6 separate regions of the Homo sapiens genome follow, and regions 1, 2, 3, 5 and 6 are each linked to region 4. A link is a contact called in ENCODE Hi-C or POLR2A ChIA-PET data. All regions are on one chromosome and are shown on one strand. Each heading gives the region's core, a stretch centred on a gene start or an enhancer-like site at or near the end of the contact. The rest is flanking DNA. Distances are from core to core; before and after follow the strand shown. Region 1 holds the start of INPP5K (inositol polyphosphate-5-phosphatase K). Region 2 holds the start of SLC43A2 (solute carrier family 43 member 2). Region 3 overlaps RAP1GAP2 (RAP1 GTPase activating protein 2). Region 4 holds the start of MNT (MAX network transcriptional repressor). Region 5 holds the start of CRK (CRK proto-oncogene, adaptor protein). Region 6 holds the start of MYO1C (myosin IC).

Evidence for each region. Hi-C counts contacts between places; a loop is a spot of excess contacts on that map. ChIA-PET counts read pairs that join two places held with the same protein, here RNA polymerase II (POLR2A). Pooled maps may share reads with other maps.
Region 1: a pooled map shows a loop between it and region 4 (14-fold over the local background). The contact joins the promoter of INPP5K here to the promoter of MNT in region 4. A Hi-C loop is called at or near these places in 8 of 50 pooled maps. POLR2A ChIA-PET finds 5 or more read pairs at or near these places in 3 of 52 experiments (B cell, OCI-LY7 and naive thymus-derived CD4-positive, alpha-beta T cell).
Region 2: a map of B cell shows a loop between it and region 4 (14-fold over the local background). The contact joins the promoter of SLC43A2 here to the promoter of MNT in region 4. A Hi-C loop is called at or near these places in 1 of 168 maps with a recorded cell type or tissue (B cell), 2 of 37 single-sample maps with no recorded cell type and 7 of 50 pooled maps. POLR2A ChIA-PET finds 5 or more read pairs at or near these places in 1 of 52 experiments (WTC11).
Region 3: a loop to region 4 is called in a map of B cell, with 7 times the contacts of the local background. The contact joins the enhancer-like site here to the promoter of MNT in region 4. A Hi-C loop is called at or near these places in 2 of 168 maps with a recorded cell type or tissue (B cell and OCI-LY7), 13 of 37 single-sample maps with no recorded cell type and 15 of 50 pooled maps. POLR2A ChIA-PET finds 5 or more read pairs at or near these places in 1 of 52 experiments (PC-9).
Region 5: a pooled map shows a loop between it and region 4 (9-fold over the local background). The contact joins the promoter of CRK here to the promoter of MNT in region 4. A Hi-C loop is called at or near these places in 1 of 37 single-sample maps with no recorded cell type and 6 of 50 pooled maps. POLR2A ChIA-PET finds 5 or more read pairs at or near these places in 1 of 52 experiments (Caco-2).
Region 6: a loop to region 4 is called in a pooled map, with 7 times the contacts of the local background. The contact joins the promoter of MYO1C here to the promoter of MNT in region 4. A Hi-C loop is called at or near these places in 5 of 37 single-sample maps with no recorded cell type and 13 of 50 pooled maps.

Annotation. Positions count from the first base shown.
Region 1 is chr17:1,515,284-1,517,983 of GRCh38, reverse strand. INPP5K (inositol polyphosphate-5-phosphatase K) reads left to right here and starts at 1,372. Exons shown (of 12, transcript NM_016532.4): 1 at 1,372-1,528. The coding sequence starts at 1,485. It overlaps PITPNA (phosphatidylinositol transfer protein alpha), which reads left to right. Exons shown (of 12, transcript NM_006224.4): 12 at 1-266. It overlaps PITPNA-AS1 (PITPNA antisense RNA 1), which reads right to left and starts at 1,065. Exons shown (of 2, transcript NR_028514.1): 1 at 891-1,065; 2 at 1-266. RefSeq lists a silencer at 987-1,286.
Region 2 is chr17:1,627,531-1,630,230 of GRCh38, reverse strand. SLC43A2 (solute carrier family 43 member 2) reads left to right here and starts at 1,397. Exons shown (of 14, transcript NM_152346.3): 1 at 1,397-1,437; 2 at 2,311-2,516. The coding sequence starts at 2,357. RefSeq lists enhancers at 2,149-2,686, 2,687-2,700.
Region 3 is chr17:3,002,831-3,005,530 of GRCh38, reverse strand. RAP1GAP2 (RAP1 GTPase activating protein 2) reads right to left here. Exons shown (of 25, transcript NM_015085.5): 15 at 91-162. Among named protein-coding and RNA genes, the nearest start is that of RAP1GAP2-AS1, 38 kb to the right of the region's middle. RefSeq lists enhancers at 1,563-1,612, 1,783-1,912. Within about 2 kb of position 1,315, at least 37 of the 41 ENCODE cell types and tissues checked have a DNase peak (open chromatin) inside an H3K27ac peak, as active enhancers do; they include B cell, OCI-LY7 and PC-9, where a contact is called at or near this core.
Region 4 is chr17:2,399,613-2,402,312 of GRCh38, reverse strand. MNT (MAX network transcriptional repressor) reads left to right here and starts at 1,253. Exons shown (of 6, transcript NM_020310.3): 1 at 1,253-1,673. The coding sequence starts at 1,601. RefSeq lists enhancers at 1-286, 658-707, 1,998-2,568, 2,569-2,700 and silencers at 8-327, 978-1,287, 1,478-1,557, 1,708-1,767, 2,288-2,700.
Region 5 is chr17:1,454,793-1,457,492 of GRCh38, reverse strand. CRK (CRK proto-oncogene, adaptor protein) reads left to right here and starts at 1,261. Exons shown (of 3, transcript NM_016823.4): 1 at 1,261-1,616. The coding sequence starts at 1,376. RefSeq lists silencers at 953-1,452, 1,543-1,602, 1,713-1,842 and an enhancer at 1,107-2,092.
Region 6 is chr17:1,491,276-1,493,975 of GRCh38, reverse strand. It overlaps MYO1C (myosin IC), which reads left to right and starts at 1,290. Exons shown (of 32, transcript NM_001080779.2): 1 at 1,290-1,563. The coding sequence starts at 1,489. It overlaps LOC105371483 (a long non-coding RNA gene), which reads right to left and starts at 1,189. Exons shown (of 2, transcript XR_934145.4): 1 at 351-1,189; 2 at 1-26. RefSeq lists silencers at 2,035-2,434, 2,515-2,700 and an enhancer at 2,239-2,700.

The DNA of each region.
Region 1 (2,700 bases), core at 123-2,622, 880 kb after region 4:
TGGAGTCCAGTTTGGTGATGTCCATTTTCCAGCTGTATGTATCCTCAAACTTGCACTGATAACCGCCATTTTACCAGGGCAGGATTAGGAAGAGGTACAAAGGTGTGTCTGAAAATTTTTGCACGTGGATTTCTGCATATAATAGTCCCGTGTCAGTTTACTTATGCAAACATTGCACATCTGAATTGTAATTCGGCCGTTTCCTACTGACAGGATGTCCTTTTGCTTTTGTCTGCCTCCTCTTCACATCTTCCTCTTTATCCACCCTACCAAACAAGCAAAACATTTATTTAAAGTAGTTTTAGGCCGGGCGCGGTGGCTCACACCTGAAATCGCAGCACTCTGGGAGGCCGAGGCGGGTGGATCAGCTGAGGTCAGGAGTTCGAGACCAGCCTGACCAACATGGCGAAACCCCATCTCGGCTAATTATTATTATTATTTTTTTTTTTTGAAACGAAGTCTCGCTCTGTCGCGCAGGCTGGGGTGCAGTGGCGCAATCTCGGCTCACTGCAACCTCCACCTCCCGGGTTCAGGCGATTCTCCTGCCTCAGCCTCCCGAGTAGCTGGGATTAACAGGCGCGCGCTATCAAGCCCAGCTAGCTTTTGTGTTTTTAGCAGAGACGGGGTTTCACCATGTTAAGGCCAGGCTGGTCTTAAACTCCTGACCTCAAGTGAGCCGCCCGCCTCGGCCTCCCAAAGTGCTGGGATTACAGGCATTGAGCCACCGCGCCCCGGCCTACGTTTCATTTATTGACGGCTAATTCTGTAGGAGTCCAGGAATCCCCAAACGTCCCATATGCAATAGGTAATCCAATAAGTTTGGAGTAGAAGCCTGAAAGTGGGCGTGGAGAACGGAGGCGCTCCCGCAGTAGCAGGAATGGGGAGATTACCTGCAGCCGGGGGGCGGGGGAGACCGGATCCCAGGCAGGACAGTGGCTAGGCTGCGTGTCCCCACCCCCGACCCTCGTTTGACCCCTGGGAGCCGGGGCGAAGACAGCACAAGGACGGAGCCCTCGGATCCCTCACGAGTGGGGCAGAGGCTGCGGCGGCGGCGAAGAGACAACTTCCGCCGGAAGACGGCCCCTGGCGCGGGGCACGCTGGGAGCTGCGGACGGCGGGCGCGGGCTGGGCCGGGTCTAGTGGCGGCCGCACACCTCGCGTCGTCTGGGGCAGTGTTGCGCGTGCGCTGATGACAGGCCCGACACGCCCCTCTTACGTCCGCGAACCCGTCTTCGCTCAGCCTCTCGCAGCTTTGCGCTCGTGGGAGAGTCCCGCCTCCTTCTGCGAACCGCACCACCCAGATCCCGGGGTGCGCGGAGGGCGCGTCTCTGACGGAAGCCGGGGCGGACGGTCGGAGTCCGGAAGAAAAACAGTCCGCGACAGCTAGGCGCGTGAGACCGGCCGCCCGCAGGGCTGCTCTGGCCGGGACCCGCTGGCCGGGAGACGCGAACCTGCCGGACCACCGCGCGGGGACGACGGCGGCCATGAGCTCGCGGAAGCTGAGCGGGCCGAAAGGCAGGAGGCTCAGGTGAGGGCACCCTGGCGGCAGAGGCAGGCCTGCTCGGGGGGATCGGCGCCCCTTGGGCTGCGGGCTGGGGGTGGACAAGGCACCAGACCTCCATGACTGCCTTTGGTTCAGAGGCGCTCTCGCCTTCTCCCACGCCTGTGTCAGGTGGGCTGTGTTGGGCCCGAGCCTCGCGCCCCCTCTAAGCCGAGGCCGCCAAGCTCGTTCCCACTGGGGCGCAGCAGGTGTCCCGGTTGCTTTCTGGAGAGGACAGCCGTGTGGGGTTGTTTGAGGTTAAAGACATAACGAGGCCGTCACCCTTCGGCTCTCGGTTAGAAATCTTTTTCCTACTTTTCATCAGCACATACATCAGGAGGTCTGCCTGATCCCATGGTGAACCCCGGGAATCCGAAATCAGATTGAGATAAGATCCTTTAGGGAAGTGACTTAGCCTGGTCTCTTGCCTGCTCTTTCACGGGGAACAACGCTAATCGCCCACTTAGTCTAAGTCACGATGCTTGGATTTGCTGCTAATCGTCGGATTTGAGAGTGGGAACAAGAAATCCGGACTTTTGCTCTCCATCCTCTTAGAGTGAGTCTGGGAAAAGAAGTCTCTGAGTAAAAGGTCTTTGTTCCTTAAGCCTCTGTCGGACAGCAGGGGGAGATCGTAAACAAATGAAGCTCAAAATCTCAGGCCGAGTGCCTGGGAAGGTGGTTTCTGTATAGTGTTGTTTATGCTAACAGGGAGGGACAGGAAGTTGCTTTAAACTGGCCAAGAATTTCTTGAAGTGCTTTTGAGAACGTCGACCTCTAAGGACGGGGTCTGTTGGAGGAGAGATGTTTTGGCATTAACTGCCCTTTTCTCCCATCCCCCTGTACCCTCTGCCATTCCAGATCTCCAGCTGCTGCAGGTACTCCTCATCGTGTGCCTAGGACTCATGCTAGGCTGTTCCTGGTCTCTGCAGGGTCTGTAGCTCCTGCCCGCTCTGTGCTCCGCACAGTCTGAGGCTTCTTGAAGAGCTGCTGTGACTGACTGTTCCACTAAAGACATCTGTAGGTCTCTCTTTCCTGAGCCTCTGACTGGATCCAGTGTCATTGAGGCCCCTTATCTAGTTTTCTTGCTTCCCTAAGACTTGTAAGCTGAGGTGGAAAATATCCAACTGATGACTTTTCCCCAGAGAGTACTCTTTATTTTT
Region 2 (2,700 bases), core at 148-2,647, 770 kb after region 4:
AAGCGTTGTCTGGGGGAGGTTGCCCTCGCCAGGTGGCCCGGGCGGATTCTAGACAGTAGGGGGCACACTCGGACTGGGGCAGGTGGAGCAAGAGGCGTTTGGGGCTCCCACAGCCCTGGGGTGGTGGTGGGGTTTTATTTTTGGTTTTTATTTTGGTAGAGATGGTTCTCGCCATGCTGCCCAGGCTGGTCTCAAACTCCTGTCCCCAAGTGGCCCTCCGACCTTAGCCTCCCAAACCGCTGGGATTCCAGACGTGGACACCGCGCGGCAGCCCTGGGGTGCTAAGCCAGCCCCCCGGAGCGAGCCAGGGTGACCAAGGCGATTCTGGGGCAGTCAGAGGGTCTTCCCGGGTCGGGTTAGTGCCTCGAATCCGGGGGACGAAGACGGGGAGCTGAGCTTTCGGAGCCCGGGCTTATCAGACGGGGACCCGGAGCCCCCTCGAACCCTCCCTAGCTTGTACCAGCTGGCGGACGTGGCCCGTAGCATCGCCCTGCAGAGGGGACCTTCCCTGAAAGGGACGGGGAACGGGGTGAAGGTGGCCAGCGCGGGCAGGGAGCACCCAGATGACGATCAAGGGTGGAGGGTCCCCGGAGGACCGAGCAGTGCGTGAACACGGGCGGAGAAAGGTCAGTCTGATGGGGGGAGCTCAGGAGACCCCATCCTAGGACGGGACAGACCAGCCCCAAATCCCCTTGCAGATTTCCAAGGGCCAACTTCCAGGGACCGGGCAGACGCCACCGGGGAGAGGGGAAGGGGTCGGTGCATCAGCGGGGGGCGCCACGGCTGGACCGGGTCCGGGATCCCAGGCCCCGAATACGCCGGGACGGGAACCACCGGGGCGGGGGAGCGAGGAACCAGGACCCAAAGCCCGAGGCGGCGGGGACGGCGGCGCTGCGTGGGGAGGAGGCGGGGTGGGGATTCGAGAGTGGAACCACCGTGCGGAGCCGGCGCATCTGGGCGTGGTGACCCGCGCGCAGGGGGCAGCTGGGGACGGCGGGGCGGCCGCGGGAGAGCCCGGCTGGGGGCGCTGGTGGCCCGGCGGCTTCTGGGGGGAGTCCGCTGGGGGCCGGGACGCGGAGCCGGAGCCCCAGCCTCGCAGGGTCAGGCCGCTGGAGAGGCCGCGGGGCGATGTCGCCGGGGATTCCCGGCCGCGCTGTGACTCGGGTTGAAGGCTGCAAAGCCGAGGCCCGGCCCGCAGCGCCCAGGCCCCTCCCGTCCCCCATCTCTCTTGTTTGTCTCCGAGTCCGGCCGGAACCGGCTTCTGCTCGCGGCGGGGCGGGCGGGGGGCTGGCTGCTGATTGGTCGACGCCTGTTTCCAGCCCCGCTCAGCCAATCAGCGGGCGGCAGTGTTTTCTTCTTGGGGTCGGAATAAAAGGGCTGGAATAAAAGAGGGCAGAAAAGGCGCCGGGCGGGCCCGACACACGCCGGAGGAGCCGGGTGAGCTGCAGCAGGGAGGGGATCGCGGCCGGGGCGAGGGCGCGGGGGCAGAAGCGGCCGCCGAAGGGGCGTAGGGAGAAAACGTGGGAACGAGGAGAGAGATGGAGCGATGAGGGGCCGCCAGGGAAGAGATGACGAACAGATGCGGGCTGGGGAATGGAGGCGCGGGGGTCCGAGGCCATGGAAACGGGCGAGTTGCCGGGGGAACGCCCGAGATGGGGGTCGCGCGGCTGGCTCGCGCCACCGGTTTGAACCGGCTCCTCGTCTCCCACGCTGGGTTCGCGTGGCCGCAGCGCCTAGCGACCTAGACGGCGGCCAATGGCGCGGCAGTTCCTGCGCCGTCCGGCCAATGAGCGCGCCGGGGCGGGCCGTTCCGTAGGTCTGGGCGCTGATCTTGTGGTTGAAGAAACCAGCTCTGGGGAAGGGTCTCGGGCGCGGGCGGGAGGGCACCTGTCAGGGTCCCTGGGAGAGGCAGCCCTCGGATCTGCCCCTGCCCACCTCACGCTGCGTTCCATGCTGGCCCCAGGCGATGTCAGTCCTGCTGCAGGCCAGGACTAGTTCCACGGCCCTGAGCATGCGTTAGCCCCTTCTTGCCTCCATGCCTCAGTTTACCTCGGAGTGAGCTGCGGGAGACGTCTCCCTGCCTGGCCGGGGCGGCTCTGTCGTAGCGGAGGGCAGCGGTACGAGCCGGCCGCGGGCTCGGGGTGTCCCAGGTCCGGGCAGGGCTGGGGTTCGCTTCCTCTGCTGCGCGCACCGGCCGCCGCGGCCGGGGAGGGGTGGCAATCCCGAGCCCTGCGGCAGCGGTCGGGGCTGCTGGGGGCGGCCGCAGGGGCTGGGCAAGGGCCGGCCGCTGACGCCGAGTTCTGTGCGCAGGTGGTGCAGAGCCGGAGCCGGAGCCGGAGCCGCGCCGCGCCGCACCATGGCGCCCACCCTGGCCACTGCCCATCGGCGCCGCTGGTGGATGGCCTGCACGGCCGTGCTGGAGAACCTCCTCTTCTCGGCAGTCCTCCTGGGCTGGGGCTCGCTGCTCATCATGCTCAAGTCAGAGGGCTTTTACTCCTACCTGTGTACCGAGCCAGGTGAGACAAGCGCCTGGGGTTGCGGGGGGCTCCTGGAGCTGGGGCTTTGGGAGGGGGCGGGATGGGGGCGAAGACCTAGCGAGCCACAGCACCGCATTGCCCAGTGCCTCTAGGGTATCAGAAGGCCCATCTGATCCTCACCCAGCCCTGCCGGGTACTTGTCATTGCCCCTGTTTTGTGGACG
Region 3 (2,700 bases), core at 66-2,565, 600 kb before region 4:
CCTGAATTTGGCTCCATCCCAACCATTGCTACTCAAGCACTGAGACCTGGCATCGTGGATGCGAGAGGGGCAGAAGGAAGAGTGTCCTACCTTCTGGAAAACGGGGGGACTGGGCAGAGGTGGACCAAAGGTGGGCACATCTTCCCGCGCAGTGACAGAGACCTGAGTGAAACAGAGTCATGGTACGGACCTGGAGGGAAGAGACGAGCGCTGCCCCTACGGGAGCCACGCTCCTTACAAAGCTACTCACCTTCTCCCTCCTCCTCTTCCCAGAACACAAACAAAATACTCCTGTGAGCATCGCCAGCACAGGCCCTGACCCTGTTCCTAGAAGTGGGGCCGGACGGTGTGGGGCCATCCGCAGCCTCTCATCTGCATTCCTGGAGGCCAGAAGCAGGTTTGGCAAGATGACTGGACAGGGCTGGGACCCTAATTTTAATGCCATACAAGTGCCCGGGAGATGGCATCTCGTGACCTCATTCGACCGTGACGCTAATCCTACTGAGAAGGCACAGGGAGAACTGTTCTCCCTGATGAGGAAACAGATGCCCAGAGACACACAGAGAAGCCCCCAAGTCCCACAGGTGATTAGCCGCAGAGGAACAGAGCATCCAGACCTCTCCCGACCCGTCTCTGGGGTTCTCTTCCCAAGCCTGACTCCTCAGCTCGGCCATAAATCAGAATTGCTTCAAAATTGCTTCAGGTGTTTAAAAATACAGACTGGGTTCATGGGCTCTGGCCTAAACCTGCCGAATCGGAAGGGTAGGGCCCCCCGGAAACTCTCGTGCAGCCGGTGGACCCGTGTTCGGGAGCCCTGGCCCCACACACGGGGTCAGCCAGTCCTAGGCCCAGGCTAGGAACTGAGGGTGGGGCGCGCACCTCTGGCACCCTGAGTGAGACTGAGCTTTAGAGTGACGGCCTCGAGGTTCGCTGCATGGGGGTCGCCCAGGCGTGGGACGGGCCCCACACCCCGCCTTCCCTCTGCACAGAGGTGCCCTGACTTCACCTATTCTCAGCCCACGAGGCTGTGAGGCTCTCGGGAGACTGCCCTCCCTTCCCTACACAGCCGCTGACGTGAGCCCAGCCCTGGCGTGCTGCCAGCCTCCCCGGCCTGTGAAGTGGAGCAGATGCAGAGTCTGCCAGGCCGGGTGAGCAGGCAGCTGGGCACCGAGCCAAGGAAAGGCCCTGCCAGAGTCCGGAGGGGAAACGGAGCGGGAGAGAGCTGGTCAATACGGGCTTTCTCTTCTCAAGCTCCAGGCTGTCTGCCCAGCCCAAACTGCAGTGCCCCGAGTCAGGAAATGGTGCGCGTTCGGCTGACGTGATTTCTGGCTGGGCTCCAGCAGCTGAACCCGGTTCCCTACCACCACCCACCAGGCACCGGTGGCCCAGGTCAAGAATTCAGTCACAGAGCCAGAATCAGGGGTGGGGGTGTGGGAAGGCTATGGGGAGACTGCAGACCGTGGGCACCTGGGACAGAGGCCAGAGGGCAGCCCCAGCTCTGCCCTTCCCACCCCACTCCCCCTCCTCCTCCAGCCTGCATTAGAGTGGTCTGTGCCGACCGTGTAAGTGGCTTCAGACACATCCTCAAGTCCATCCAACCCTCCAGCTGGACAGTCCCACAGCAGAGCCCTGTGGGCCACACGGAGGACAGGGCCCTTCCTTGCGACGTGCGTTCACCTTCCATCCTCATTGTGCGCCTCTCTTGACCCCATTCCAACCAGGCGGCCAGGCCTTTGTTGTTCCCCCCTCTTGGGGACATCTGGGTCACTGGACTGAAAGCAGAAGTTGCCTGAACACAGCCCCACCTTCCTGTTTTCTAAATGCAGCGAGGGCCTCCAGCGAGGGCTTGGAGGGAGGGAGAGAGGCAGATGCAGGTGACTCTGGGGAAGGGACCTGCATGGCTGGAAGGAGGAAGGAGCTTGGTGTGGGTCATGAGGATGCACTGGGAACCTCAGAAAGCTTCAAACGTGACAAAGGCCCCACGCCCAAGAGTGGCCTGGGAGCCGCGGTGGCACACAGAGCATCGTCCGAGCAACAGACAAGTCGTGACGGGAAACGGGGAGGGGGCTACAAAGACAGGGCCCTCCCCGGCGGTGGGCTTCACCTGAGATTCCTGACACCTTTGAGGACTTCCGGAGAGGGAGGCAGGGATAGGGGGGAGGGAAAGGGGTAGTCCTGGTGATGGCTGAGCTGGACTTTCCTTCCAAGCAGGCAGGATGAGGACTACACTCATTTCTGAAAAATAATCCAGAGTGATGCTTCGTGCACACCCGACTCCGTGGAGCCAATTTCTCGCCTGCTCTGATGGCTCAATGACCAAGACCGCAAGCAGACCCAGACAGGACCTCAGCCACAGCTCCCTGGCTCTGTGGCCTCAGGCCTTAAGTGGGTTCAGCTCTCAGCTTCCATTTCCTCCCTCTAGCGAGAGGTCTTGTCTCACCAGGGGCTTGTCAGGATTCAAGACTGTGCGTCTAAGGACCCAGCACCGTGCCTGGCATGAGCAAGCAGCTGGTAAGGGGTAACCACTGTCGCCCAGTGGCCTTTTCACTTCCCCTGCTGACCTGCACCCAGTAAAGGGCTCCTGAAATAGAGTTTCCCCAAAGCACCTTGCAACCCACCACACACACACACACCCAAGCACGCCTCCTTCCCTCCCGCAGGATGTCAGGGCTAGCAGCCTGCAGGTGTCTAATCCAACTT
Region 4 (2,700 bases), core at 4-2,503:
GATTTAAGGGCAGCCGGCCTCAAAGAGCTAACTCTCCGATTGCACCCGAGCTCCCCTAAACACTCGAGCCCGGAAGACGCGGGCGGGCGGGCGGGCGACGGGGGGTCCCTCCCTCTGGGGAGCGCGGTTCCAGCCGGCCGCAGCGGACCCCGCCCCCGCGCCCCGCCCACCGCCGGTCGCCAGGCGCGGGGAGGGCCGGGCTTCCGCCCTCCACGTTGTTGTTCCCGATTTGGGCCACGCCCCCCGGTCTGGGCTGCGGGCGCTTCGTGTTCCCCGCCCTGGCCCCGGCCCCAGAGGAAAGGGTGGCCCATGGGGTGGCACAGTCCGTATCTCCACCCACATCGAATACGCGTGGACAAAGACTGGAGTTCAGGGGAAGGAAAGATAAAGGCCTGGTTTTAAATGGAAGGTGGTGAAAAGGAATGGAGAGGCCAGGGCACGACTGCGGGATTCCCCTTACGGCATCCCACCCTGGGTTCGCCCAGTGGCCCCATCCGCACCCGCGAATGTGACCTGCAGACACTGGCCCTTTAAACCGAAGGCTGGCGGCGCGGGGTGTCCATGTGGAGCTGCTCCATGCCGTGTTGTCCTGCCCGCCCATTGGCTCGCGGCCCGGTGACGTCCCCTAATAGGATGCGAACGCACTGCGGGGGGAGGAACGGAGACAAAACGCGGAGCCGGACTGCCGCTCCGCTCCCTCCGCTGGTTCTCTTGACAGTCTCCAGTCGCCGGCAGCTCCGCCCAGGGGCGGATCCCGGGGGAATTGCGACAGCCCGGCGATTGCGGGATTTAGGTCGCGAGTGGGTGGAGCGTGGAGACCCAGGGTCAGGCCAGTCTCTGCCATTCCCAAGGTTTCCCTGACCCGGAATATCCTGGTTGGAACTCTGTTAAATCTTGAATTGTTCACCCTACCCTCCCTCCAGCAGGACAGATTTCGTCGTGAACGACCCAAACGCACCGCCCCGGCCCAACTTGTGGCTTGCAGCCGGGGCGGGGCCAGCAGGAAAGCGGAACCGCGGCGCGCACACCCCGCTCGGACCTCTCCCTCCCTGCCCGGGCCACGTGTGCGCGCGCCGGATCCGGGGGGCGGGGCCAGCAGCGCAGGACCCGCCCCTCCCTTCGCGAGACGCCGCGGCCCTGCGGGCGGGGGCTCCGGTCCGGGCTTTGGCTGTGGCCCCGGTGTAGTAGCGGGGGCGGCGGCCGGGGGCAGCGCGGCTCCTTCCCTTGTTGTGTGTGTCGGTGCCTCCTCGCCATCTTGTTGCAAAGCCCTTTCTTGTCGGCGGGACTCCCGGGGGCCGCGGGGCGGGAGGCATCGGAAGGGAGGTAGAGAGGGAGGGGAAGAAGGGAGGCAGTGCCGCCTTTTTTTTTTTTTTGCATCCCATTTTTTTAAATTTGCAATTTTATATTTTGCAAATATTTTGAGAGACATTGATTTTTCTCCCCGTGCTCCCCCGTTCTTCCCTGCGGAGTGCGCTGCGCCGCCCAGCCCTGTCGCCCCCCGGAGGTGATCCCTCCCTCCTGCCTGCCCGCCAGCCTGACCTGTGCCCGGCTCGCGGGCCGCAGCCTCGGCCCCGGCGCGCCCCCGGCAGCTCTCGGCGCGATGAGCATAGAGACGCTACTGGAGGCGGCCCGCTTCCTGGAATGGCAAGCGCAGCAACAACAGAGAGCACGTGGTGAGCGGCCGGGCTGGGCCCCTGGGGCACTGGGGAAGGGGAAGCGAGTGACCCCGGTCCCCGAACCCACGCGAAACCGCGGACAGGGCCCCCTCCCGGGCGGCCTGCGGAGCCTGGCAGCGCACGGCTCCCCGCGAGAGCCGCCGCCTGGGGAGGGGTGATGTGGGCAGTGAAATTAATTAATGAATTCATTAACATGCTGCGAGGGACCTGGCTCCTGCGGGCGCCACCCCGGCTGCGTGGCACCCCTGTGCCCCTTCTGTGGTGGGCTGCTTTTGCGTGGGCCAGCGGAGCCCTCGGTGGCACTGAGGATGTGTGAGCCGGGGGGTGGGGTGAGGAATGGTGTTGCGTGGGGGTGGCAGGCTCGCGTGTGCGTGCGTGTGTGCACGGGGGATGTGTGATGTGAGCCTCGGGAAGAGCAGATGAACGGACGTGTACACGGGCGTGTGTATAGCACACGAGTGGGCGTGTGTGTAACGGAGTGGGGGTGGGGACTACTCTACGCGGAGCAGCTCTTCGGCTTCCCTGGCCCCGTGGGGAGGGTGCGGGGGGCGCTCCCGGCAGATCTACGCGCCGCTTGGGGCGGAGGCGGCCTTTGCAGAATGAAATGACATCGCGTGTCTTATGATCCTGGCCAGCCCCGCCTGACCCCGCCTCCCAGAGCTGGGCTGGGCTGCGCGTCCGGGGTTTGGGTGAAAGCCGGGCTAATTGGGCGTTTGCGAAATGGCCCGCGGGTCGCTGGGGGTCAGCCCCCGGGCCCCCCTCGCTGCGCCCCGCTTTAGCCAGTGTGGAATGTGGCGTGTCTGCGCGTTCCAAACCCGCTCTCGCCTGGAATGTTGCGTGTGCCTGCGTTCCGAGCCCGTTGGTTACACCGGGTGGTGACGTGGACGGGCTCCGCCCCCGACCACGTGCACCGGGGACACTCCTGCTGGGGACGGCGCGGCCCGGCCCCTCCTCACCGCCTCGCGCTCGGCCGGGGGCGGGGCCTGGGCGGGGCTGGCAAGGGGCCTTGCGCTGGGTTGGGCCT
Region 5 (2,700 bases), core at 12-2,511, 940 kb after region 4:
ATCGAGACCAGCCTGGCTAACACGGTGAAACCCCATCTCTACTAAAAATACAAAAAGTTAGCCGGGCGTGGTGGCGGGTGCCTGCAGTCCCAGCAACTCGGGAGGCTGAGGCAGGAGAATGGCGTGAACCCGGGAGGCGGAGCTTGCAGTGAGCCGAGATCACGCCCAGGCACTCCAGCCTGGGCGACAGAGCGAGACTCCATCTCAAAAAAAAAAAAAAAAAAAAAAGAAAGAATGTCCTTCCCCATTTGTCATTCAGCAGTCAACACATGCTGCCTCCTCTGGGAAGCCCTCCTGGATTACTCCATAGACTGGCTGTGGGGGCTCTGCTCTGTGTTCATGTCCGTTTCCCATGATAGCGTTTGTCAGCATTTGTCATCCTTTTGTCATCCAGTTTCCTGGTTCCTCTCACTGGTCTGTGAGTTCGAGGAGTGCAGGGCCCAGCCATGATAACCTTTGCACCCGCAGTGCAAGTGGAGTGTCAACAACAATGTCCTAGGTGAATCAATGAAAATGAGAACGTCAGCTGGTCTGTGGAGAAGCTAGAGGAACGAGCAGAAACGGACCGACGTGGCCGGGCGCGATGTTTCTCGCCTGTAATCCCAGCACTTTGGGAGGCCGAGGCGGGCGGATCACCTGAGGTCAGGAGATTGAGACCATCCTGGCCGACATGGTGAAACCCCCGTCTCTACTAAAAATACAAAAAACAGCCGGGCGCGGTGGCTCACGCCTGTAGTCTCAGCTACTCGGGAGGCTGACGCAGGAGAATCGCTTGAACCCGGGAGCAGTGAGCCGAGATCGCGCCATTGCACTCCAGCGTGGGCGACAGAACAAGACTCCGTCTCAAAAAGAAAAAGAAAAAAGAAACAGACTGATATCGCAGGAAGCCTGGCCGAGAACTCAGGCCCCAGGGCCACACGCATCTTTTCTCCTCCAATTCTGTCTGGGAGTCGCTGCCTAGAAGTCCCAGGTCGTCCAGGAACCGGGGCCCAGACGAGAAGCACCGCTCTGTCCGCAGCGCAGGCGCGCGTCTCTGCGGGAGGCTGCGAGGCCCCGCCCCTCGGGCCCTAGACCCCGCCTCCCATCCCCCGCAGCCCGGGCCCGGGAAGGGCGGCACCGCCCATGAATCCGCATGCGCAGTGCGCGCGCGAGGGCGCCTTGCCCTTCTCCCAATGGCGGGCCGCGGGCCCCTTCCCGGCAGCCTCCCTCGGGCAGGGAGCGCGTCATTTCCGGAGGGGGAGGCCCGCGGCTGCCGCCGCCATTTCGGGCGCTGCTGTGAAGCTGAAACCGGAGCCGGTCCGCTGGGCGGCGGGCGCCGGGGGCCGGAGGGGCGCGCGCGGCGGCGGCACCCCAGCGTTTAGGCGCGGAGGCAGCCATGGCGGGCAACTTCGACTCGGAGGAGCGGAGTAGCTGGTACTGGGGGAGGTTGAGTCGGCAGGAGGCGGTGGCGCTGCTGCAGGGCCAGCGGCACGGGGTGTTCCTGGTGCGGGACTCGAGCACCAGCCCCGGGGACTATGTGCTCAGCGTCTCAGAGAACTCGCGCGTCTCCCACTACATCATCAACAGCAGCGGCCCGCGCCCGCCGGTGCCACCGTCGCCCGCCCAGCCTCCGCCCGGTGAGGGACTGACGGGACGGCGGGCCCTGGGCGGGGTGAGGGCCGCGGAACTCCCAGCCTGGCTGGCTGGTCCTCGAGAGCGGACCCTCGGGGGTCGTGGGCAGAGGGCTGGGTGACCGTGGCAGGGGCCCGCCGGCTGCTCGGGCTCGCTCTCACCCGGGGAGCAGGAGTGTGGGGGAGGAGGAGCCGCGGACCGAGGCCCCGGGGTGTGCCTGGGGAGGGCAGCCGCGGGGAAGGGGAACTGCTTCGGCCCCAGGGTGGGGCTGGCTCCCGGGCCAGGCGCAAGGGTAGGGCAGGGCAAGGCAACGTGGGGACAAAGAGCTGAGGGAGATGTTGGCACTGCGGGGGCATCACTTGGCAGCGGCGCCCAGAATGAATCCGATAATCCTACAAGTGGCTTTTAGGCTGGAAACGTTTCCTGCCGTGTTGGAGAGCCGGGTTTGGCCGTGCTCCCCTGGTGGCCTTTGGTAGGAAGTCACCACATACTGGCCGGGAGGGATGGAGACACCCTCAGGAAACCGGTCAATTTTTTCCTTTCTTGGGCATTTTTCCAAAATCTTTGTACCGTTCTCTTCCCCCGTGGAGGACGAAGGTGGTGAACTAAGTGCTAGAAGAAATAGTGGTAGCAGAAAGCCTTCAGTGACCAGCCCAACCCAGTTTAAGGCGATGCCTGGCTATGTGCAAGAGATCTAAGCGTCCAGAAGACTGTCCGCCGTTAGAGAGTTCTGGTTTTCAAAGTGTTTAGTGGAGGAAAGACATTTTATTCCACAAAATAAACCAGAAGTGAGGCAATGGAAACAGACCCTTCCCTGTAAGTGACTGGAACTTCATTTTCCTTGGACTTAAACATTGTCGGTGTGTACTTCAGGGCGTCACCTTGCTCAGTAAGATGGGGCTGCGGGCTGAGTCTTCCTGGATATTGGGAACAGACTCTACGCCAAGAACATAAATTACCTGCGCTGGGTTTTCCTTGCCAGGGAGGGATCCCTGAGATTGACTGTCTTACCGATGCCGTTGGAGTTGATTTGGGACTGTTTTAAGGGAATAGATAGATGCCCTTAGTACTGGAGATTTGTGAGGTACA
Region 6 (2,700 bases), core at 41-2,540, 910 kb after region 4:
CCCACCCGCAGAGCGGTCTCAGTAGTCTGTAAAATACAGATGATGTCCCTATTCTCAAGATTACTGTGGGAGAACAATTGCAGAAAGTGTATCGCACTAGACCCGCCTCCCCGTTCTGATTAATGCGGCCCCGGGGCTTGACCCCAGGGGTCCCCCCACATGCTCACCTCCCCCGTGGTGAACTGAGGTCGCCACACACCCAGCCTCCTGTGTGGGAGGGGTGAGCCCAGCAGTGATTGAGAGGCGGAAAGGGGAATGGGGGGTGCTCTCCGTCCTCTGGGCCCCAGTCAGGATATGGCCGTTCTGGGTCCACCCCGACCCACTGGGTGGAAACAGGAAATAAGTGAGACCTGGTGTGCACTGGGTCTACGCCTGGCTCCACGGCTGATAAGGGCCATTGTGTGGCCGCCGGGGATGAGCCTGCTCTGGATAGATGTGCTTCCCGGAGGAAGGAAGGAAGGCTTGCTAGCTTTTCCGGGGCGGGGGAAGCTGTGGGGAGAGAGAAGGGTGCCGGGGGGAAGGCCCCTGCCTATGGGGCTGTCGGTGCCAGCACACACCCACGGGACTCAGCCCTTCCTATGCCAGCCTCTCCCTCTGGAAAGGTCTGTTTCCCCTATCCACTTCCCTGTTCTTACTTCCTATAAGGAATGGCTGGAGACTGGAGGGCTCAGTCTCAGGCCAGGAAAGTGTCAGCTGTGATTTAGCAACAATAAAAATAGAAAAGCAGGAACATCAGGGGTGGGGGTCACCTGGGGGTACTGTTGAAACGCAAGGGATGAACAGGGCTAGAGGTTGCCCACACCCAGGGAACCCAGGAACTAACCTCACAAGCTCTGAGGCTCAGAGGAGGGTAAGCCAAGAGCTTCCTCACAGCGGGACAGCCCCCTGTCCGGGCCCTGCATGACCAGGCCCCAGCAGCCCTGGTCTCTCAAACTCATGGTGGGGGCTCACCTGCTGTGGGGGGCAGCCCCGTTGAGGGGATGTGCAGGAAAGCCAGTGCCTACTAACGGGTCCTCTTGGCCTAGGGGAGGGCATGCCGTCTGGTTTGGGGAGTGGGCCCCGTGCTCTCTAGGTGGTACCAGAGAGTGGGCAGGAGGAGGGGCCCAGCCATAGAGCTGCCGTGGGGATGGGGGGAAGGGGAAAGGCGTCCTAGCCTTTGACCTGGAGCCCAGGGTCCCCCATGGGTGGCTGCATCGGCTCCTCTGGTTACCTGGGACAACAGGCATTTCCTCCATCCCCAGCCCCTCCTCTTCCTGCTCCAACCATCCGGGCCAAGAGGCCTCCCAGTCAGACCTGGACGGCTCCAGCCGTGTCCTGAGGAGCTGGACCAGCCACATCCCCTGGGGCTGCAGTTGAAGCAGAACCAAGTGGCCATCCCGGCGTTAGACCGTAGGTTCCTGGTCCCGGAGTGGTCGGAGCCCGCCAGTGGGCAGGCAGCTCTTGCTCACAGGCCGCGGTGCCCAGGCCGCTGGCTCTCCGCAGGGCGGAATGGCGCTGCAAGTGGAGCTGGTACCCACCGGGGAGATCATCCGCGTGGTTCATCCCCACAGGCCCTGCAAGCTTGTAAGCTGGGATGCTCTGGGCTGGGAGGAGGGTGGGAGCGTCTCCCCAAGGCCGGGCAGCCCCTCTCAGGCGAGCCCTCGGGCAAGAGCTGAGCAGCGGGGAGGGGTTCCGATCCTTGGCGGGGCCAGAACAGACTGAACAAGACGGGGTGAGTGGAAGAGTAAGGATGCAAGGGCCACTAGCAGCAGGATTTTTGGAAGTGGAGGTCTGGGCTTGACTCTTCCCCGGCTTCCCGAACCTCAGTGGGCAGAACCGTGAATACTGGGCACAAAAGGCAAGTGCCGGCTGCTGTGAGGTCGAAGGACCAGGGCATGGAAGCTCCAGGCTCAGTCAACGCCCCGCTCCTCTCCAGTCCGCAGGGCTGGGACCGCCCAAGACTCAGAACAGAAGGACGGTGTGGGAGGTGGGTGAAGGGTCACGGGTGGGTAGAAACGGGGGAGCGCGGCCCTGGCCCGGCCCGCAGGAAGGGGCTGGAGATGCAAAGGGCCCGGAGGAGGGAGAAAGTCGGGCGCCCCCACGCCCCCAGCAGCGCGGCGGGGAGCCGGGTCTTCGGCCGGAGGGGCGCGCGCGTGTTCGCTGTGGCCCCGGGAACGGGCCGAGGCGGGGGCCGCACGCACCGAGGCTTCGCGGACGCGGCCGGGGCTGAGGCGGGGCGGGGCGGGGCCGGAGGGTGCGCGGCCCTGCCCGGGATGACGACAGGCTGCGGCCCGGCCCCCGGCGGGCCCTGGGCGGGGAGAGTGCGCCCGGGCCGCGGATCCCCAAGCCCGCCACGCCGCCCAGCCCGGCCCCGCCCGCGCCGGAAGAGCCACGCCGGTGGGTACTCGGGGCGCGGGGACGGCGGCCGCGGGGGGCGGGTGTGGGGAGCGGGCGGCCGGGCCGGGAGCCGCCGTGCACGAGGCAGGGGTCACGGCCGGGGATCGCTGGGGCCGAAGAACGGCCGCGTGGACCCGTGCGGGGGGGGGGGGTCCCACGACCCGGAGGCGCCGGCGCAGCCTGGTGGAGACTTAGATTTACCTGCGGGGAGCGGGAGGCGGGGAAGAGCGGCCTGGGCTGCAGGACCCAGGACCCTGCGCGCCCTTCGGGCCCCGCCCGCAGCCCTGCTCCGCCTCTGGGTTCCGGAGAAGCCGCCTAAACCCG